Linked DNA regions of Homo sapiens: region 2 is linked to region 1. Evidence: read pairs that join two places in POLR2A ChIA-PET (ENCODE). Cell type or tissue: MCF 10A. All regions are shown on one strand. Each heading gives the region's core, and the rest is flanking DNA. Links, peaks and the distances in the headings are about the cores only. Region 1 holds the start of BICDL1 (BICD family like cargo adaptor 1). Region 2 overlaps BICDL1 (BICD family like cargo adaptor 1).

Region 1 (2,903 bases), core at 158-2,657:
GCAGCGCCTTACCCAGCCGGGCCGCCAACACCAGATCCTTCTCCTTCTGTCGGATCACCGACAGCAGCTCGGGGTCCTGGGAGGGCGGCGGCTGCGGTCCGGCCCCCTCGGCCAGAGACCCAGGCTCGGCCTGAGGGTGTTCCCCGGGGTCGGACGGCCGCTCCCCGGCCGCCAGCAGCGCCAGCTCCTCCTCTAACGCCAGTTCTAGCTCCCCGGAGCCCCCGGGGAAGATGAGGGCGGCGGCGGCGGCGGGACTCCGGACTGCGTCCCCGGCCGCGGCGGGCAGCTCCATGCAGCAGGCGCTGTCCGGCTCGGCGGGTGCTGAAGCGCGGCCGACCAAGCCCAGGCAGAAAGCGGACATGGCCCGCGCGCGCGGAGCCCGCAGCGGTGCGGCCCGGCCCGCGCGCGCCAGGCTGCAGGGGGGAGGGGCCCTGCCGCGCCGCCCCGCGTCCCGCGCCTCGCCTCGCGCCGCGGCACGCGCCCCCGGGTCCCCGCGAGCCCTGGGCGCGGCGCGCGCCGGCCCGCCCCTCCCCCGCGCCGGCGGCACGCGCCCCCTCCCCCGCCCCCGGGCTCAGCTGCTCAGGCGCGCGCGGGAGGAGGGGGTGGGGGTAGTGGCGGAGTAGGTGGTGGGAACGGGAAGGCTGGGGAAGGGAGGACTCAGGAACAGAGACTGAGGGTCGGCGAAGCGGGAGGGGAGGAAGCGAGGAGGAACGCCGCCGCCGGGTTCTCAGCCGCCCTGTTGCCGCTGCCGCTGCTGCTGCTGCTGCCGCCGCCGGCCGGGCAGCGCCTCACGGGGCGGGCTGCGCTCCGCTGTCGCCGCGACGCTTCCTGCTGCTGCTGCTGTTGCCGGCGGCCGCTCTCTGCAGCCGCACTCCATGACCCCCGGCTCCGCGGCAGCCCCAGCAGCAGCGGCGGCGACGGCGGCTGCTGCTGCTGCAGGGGCCGAGGCGGCGGCTCCACATCGCGCGCCGCGCAACCCGGCGAGCTCCTTCCTGCCTTCCCCGGCTCCTCCCGGCTCACCGGGCCGGCAGCGCCCCGCCCCGGGCTTCCGGCCGCGTCCCCTCGCCCCGCCCCTTGCCGGCGCCTGACGCGCGCGGGCACCTGTTCGCCCCGCCCGCGCGGGATTCGCCGGCTCGCGGGTCTCCTCAGCGACGCCCAGGTGGCGCCGGCGGCCTTAACCCCTGCTCTGCCTCACGCCCTGCGGGCGGCTGCGCGCGCCGCCTGCGGAGGCGGCTGGCGCATCCCTCACGGTCCTGGCTGCCTCACCGCGCGGCCACGCCCCCAGCCTTGCACCCACTTCGGGGTGCGGTTCCGCCCTCAGCCTCGCTCAGAGCTGGGGTGTGGCCACGCCCTCAGCTCTCGTACCTCGGGGTGTGGCCTCGCACCCGGCCTCGCTCTCACCTCGGACGGAGCGCGGCCCCGCCCACCGCCTGCTGCTCACCTCCAGGCGCGGCCCCGCCCCCAGCTACTTGGAAGCCGGGGCGCGCCTCAGAGTTCTGTTGCCGCATCTCTGGTGGTGTCTGGGGCAAAGGGGACTGAGGACATTCCTCCAAGACTGGTGACCCGGCCCCGAGAAAGACATACCCTCACGAAATTTAGGTCTGGGCCCCCAGGAGAACTAAGCAGTCAGGAGAGGGAGCCCTAGAGAGCAGTAGGAGGAGGGAGGACTTCGGAAACCAGGCATCTTCATGCTGATGACTCAGGGATATGAAGGACCAGATGCTTCGCAGATCAGCAGCCCGGAGAGAAAGGGTTTCTGCGGAGAAATAACGGAAAAAACTGCTCACAGATGGGAATACGAAGCAAAGAACCTCCCTAATAATAACTACCGTTTATTCGGCACTCAGTGTGTGCCATGTCCTGTATTAAGTGCTTGATAGTCATTATTTTAGATAATCCTCACAAGAACTTTATAAAATCAGTACTGCCGCTTGTCATTTTAACAGAGAAGGAAATTAAAGCCTGAGAGATGGCATCGTCTGCCCAGGTCATTACAACTGGTAGAGTCAGGATTGAGATCTAGCCAGGCCGACGCCAGGGATCACGTGAATCATTATTCTTTATTTTCTTCACATAGAAGCAGTCTTGAGGAAGATAAATGGTCCTTTGTGACCAAGATGGATTGGGTGGATATGGAAGGAACATTTCCTCAATGATTAAAGGAAGGTTTGGAGAGCCTACTGGGTGACTTGCAGTCATTCCTTGGTGTTGACCTCGTTGGTGGTGCTACGTGTCTCCTATTTCCAGAAACAATCCCATCTAAAGCTAGAATTCGTCCCTATGCTTCCTTTTCCTCTTGGACAGACAACCCATTTTTTACTTGGATCATGCCTTTCTTCTTTTCATCCCAGTGAGATGGAAATTTCAGAACATCAAGAGGCTGAAATGGGTCAAATAGTTTCTCATGGTTTTTATCGCTTATTAAATTCAGAGCCTAAACAATATTCAAGTTTTAACATCGTTACCCTTAGACTGAAGGCCAGAATCTGAAAAGCTCCTGGGCCTCAGGGCTGGCATTGTTCACTTGTTGACTGGAAAGGAGACAGACAGTTGAGGGATTCCCACATCAATCTTAGAGCTAAATTTCTGCAGTTGACCATGTTACCATTCCAGCAAGGAAATGTTCTAACACTTTTTATTATGACCTCCCACCTTGAGCTGGAATTGTGGGCCAGAGGTGAGATCCAATTGCCACTTCCTTTTGTCTTATTTGAATCACAGAAGGACAAATTTCTCCCTAATATGTCTGGAGACACATCAAGAACAAACAGGGCCAGGCTCTGTGGCTCCTGCCTATAATCTCAGCACTTCGGGAGGCTGAGGCAGGAGGATTGCTTGAGCCCAGGAGTTCAAGACCAGCTTGGACAATGTAGAAAGTAAAGTTTCCTCTTCAAAGCTTCCCT
Region 2 (2,903 bases), core at 251-2,750, 71 kb before region 1:
TGAGTTTTTCTCCCGAAAGTCTTCTCTGAGGGCGTGGACCTGCATGGAGAGTTGTCTCTCAACTTCTGATGCCTGAAACAGAGGAGACCTGCAGAGCTGATTCGGAGGTTATGCAAAGGAACTCTGTTAAGGTTTCTGCTTTCATTTATCAAGCATCTCTTTGCACTTTCTATTCTTTAAGGAGCACTAGATGAGATGCTGGTTTCCCATCCATTTGTTCTCTAGTCCAAAACAGGACAAACTCCCACCCCCACCTCTACCATTAATGACCCTGAATAGGTGCAAGACCACTCTACTGATCAAAGGAAACAGCCCTAGGAAATAGTATGCTCTCAAATGTTAGTTATCATTATTACTCTACATATAGCAGAAACTCAGCAAATATCTAATAAATTGAAAGTCTGAATATTTTACATAAAAGAATAAGATGGTTATACCTACTGCCTTAGAAATTCCTTTACTTCTCCCATCAATTTCCTCAAGTGGGCTCAGTCAAATCACGTGCATCTGCATTTCTCTCCTCTACTTAACATGGACACTATTTGAAATTTCTTGTCATACCTGTTAAGATTTTTTGCCACTCATTCCTCAAGGACATTTTTGCAACTTTTAATTCTTTGGGGAGTGCCAGCAGAGGTGCCTGTTTCCCACCTCAATCCATTTATGATCTAATGCTAAAATACAGCAAACACCAAATACCATCTGGTGTTGCAGGAGGCTCACCTGGTAACACAAACTCCAGCCCTCCTCCTGAGGGTCCCAGCCCAGACCCTACTGAGGGAGCCCTGCCCACTGTCCTGTGGAGAGGAGAGCCACGGGACAAATTAAGTAACTGCCTCAATGCTTTTTTGAGGCCAAATGGGGTCAGTAAGCTTTATGGGTTCTCTCGGGAGAGATCACCGTGTGCTGGAACGGCCAGGAAAGGCTTTCCGAGGAGGTGGGATGGTGATAATGTTGAAGTGGTAGGCTAGCTGTTCAATGAGGCTCTCACAGTAATGGTTACATGTTCAGTAGTTCTTTTTATCTTCAAGTACTATATAATCAATTGTCCATCTTTTTTATTTTTGGTTCCACATATTCAACAAATGTTACCTCACTGGACTACAGAGCCACAGAAGATTCTCAACCTACAGTGCTATTTTAAAAACAATTACAAAACACAAAACAAAATAAAATCAAACCATACTCTAGTTGATTTTCATTTAAATACCCTCTAACCTTTAAATTTTCCTTCCTATGAATCATCTTTGTTTCCCAAGTTTCAGTCAGTGAAGTAATGAGCTAGTAAGATTCTGATATACAACTGACTCCTTAAAAAACTTAGAAGTTCAGAGCTACATGAAGTAACTTATTGGAAATGAACAATTTCATAGCTTGGCTTTATGATGCAAGGAATCAGCATTAGGCTGCCAACTCCCTCACCCCACCCTACACACCCTGAAACCTGTGAACAATTCTGGCAATAAACATTCCTGGGAATATTTTCCCTATATTATTTCTCCTTCGTATTCTAAATTTAATTTCAGATACCCACTAGGCTGTTTTAGACTTCTCAATCACTTAAAAACACATTAGTCATTCACTTTTGCCTAAGAATCACATTAGTAATATTTACTGAGTACATACTATGTGTCAAGAACTGTGCTAATTGCTTTCCAATGCATTATCTTGATTGTTACCCCCAATTAACAAGGAAATCGGCTCAGGAAACTGAAGGAACTTGCCCAGCATCTCAGTGACAGAATCAGGATGGTAAAAACTTTGGGCTGGGTTGGGTACGCTGGCTCATGCCTGTAATCCCAGCACTTTGGGAGGCTGAGGTGGGTGGACTGCTTAAGCCCAGGAGCTTGAGACCAGCCTGGCCAACATGGTGAAACCCAGTCTCTAGAAAAAATACAAAAATTAGCTAGGCATGGTGGTATGTGCCTGCAGTCCCAGCTACTTGGGAGGCTGAGGTGGGAGGATCACCTGAGCCTGGGGAGGTCGAGGCTACAGTGAGCCATGATCGTGCTGCCACTGCACTACAGCCTTGGCAACAGAGTGTGAAAGCCTGTCTCAAAAATAAATAAATAGGCTGGGCAGGGTAACTCACGTCTGTACTCCCAGCATTTTGGGAGCCTGAGGTGGCTGGATCACCTGAGGTCAGGAGTTTGAGACCAGCCTGGCCAACATGGCGAAACCCTATCTCTACTAAAAATACAAAAATTAGGCCGGGCATGGTGGCTCACACCTGTAATCCCAACACTTTGAGAGGCCGAGGTGGGCGGATCACAAGGTCAGGAGTTCAAGACCAGCTTGGCCAACATGGTGAAACCCCGTGTCTACTAAAAATACAAAAATTAGCTGGGCATGGTGGCATGCACCTGTAATCCCAGCTACTCGGGAGGCTGAGGCAGGAGAATTGCTTGAACTGGGACACGGGAGGTGGAGGTTGCAGTGAGTTGAGATTGAGCCACTGCACTCCAGCCCAGGCTACAGAGCGAGACTCAGTCTCAAAAAACAAACAAACAAACAAACAAATTAACCGGGCATGGTGGTGCGTGCCTATAGTACCAGCTATTGGGAGGTTGAGGCAGAAGAATCGCTTGAACCTGGGAGGCAGAAGTTGCAGTGAGCCAAGATCATGCCACTGCACTCCAGCCTGGGCAACAGAGCAAGACTACGTCTCAAAAAGAAAAAATTAAAAAAAATTAATAAAAAAAAAACCAACTTTGGCTGTCTTAACCTCAAATTAGTACTGTAATACTATCTTCTTGTATTTTGAAATAATTTTTCATATTTCTATTGCTCACTACTAAAACCAAACTTTACACGAGTCCAATTTAGCAAGGCTTTTCTTCTTTTTTTTCAATGCTAGGCATTTCATTTGAGACTCTTAAAATTTCTTCTAAGGCCAGCTGCAG

What was found. Peaks named below come from ENCODE experiments on the same cell type or tissue, not always from the same donor. Only the 100,000 strongest peaks of a DNase experiment are listed, where the experiment ranks them.
Region 2: POLR2A ChIA-PET joins it to region 1 with 10 read pairs; 11 of 35 experiments call an interaction of 5 or more read pairs at or near these places.

Annotation. Positions count from the first base shown.
Region 1 is chr12:119,987,327-119,990,229 of GRCh38, reverse strand. BICDL1 (BICD family like cargo adaptor 1) reads right to left here and starts at 994. Exons shown (of 10, transcript NM_001367886.1): 1 at 1-994. The coding sequence starts at 361. RefSeq lists silencers at 17-226, 237-306, 357-446, 727-1,366, 1,387-1,446 and enhancers at 1-349, 350-1,323. In MCF 10A, for the core only: a CTCF peak has its summit at 1,561; DNase peaks (open chromatin) are centred at 309 and 1,229.
Region 2 is chr12:120,058,879-120,061,781 of GRCh38, reverse strand. BICDL1 (BICD family like cargo adaptor 1) reads right to left here. Exons shown (of 10, transcript NM_001367886.1): 3 at 1-72. Among named protein-coding and RNA genes, the nearest start is that of RAB35, 56 kb to the left of the region's middle. In MCF 10A, for the core only: no CTCF peak of the experiment used is centred there; a DNase peak (open chromatin) is centred at 1,391.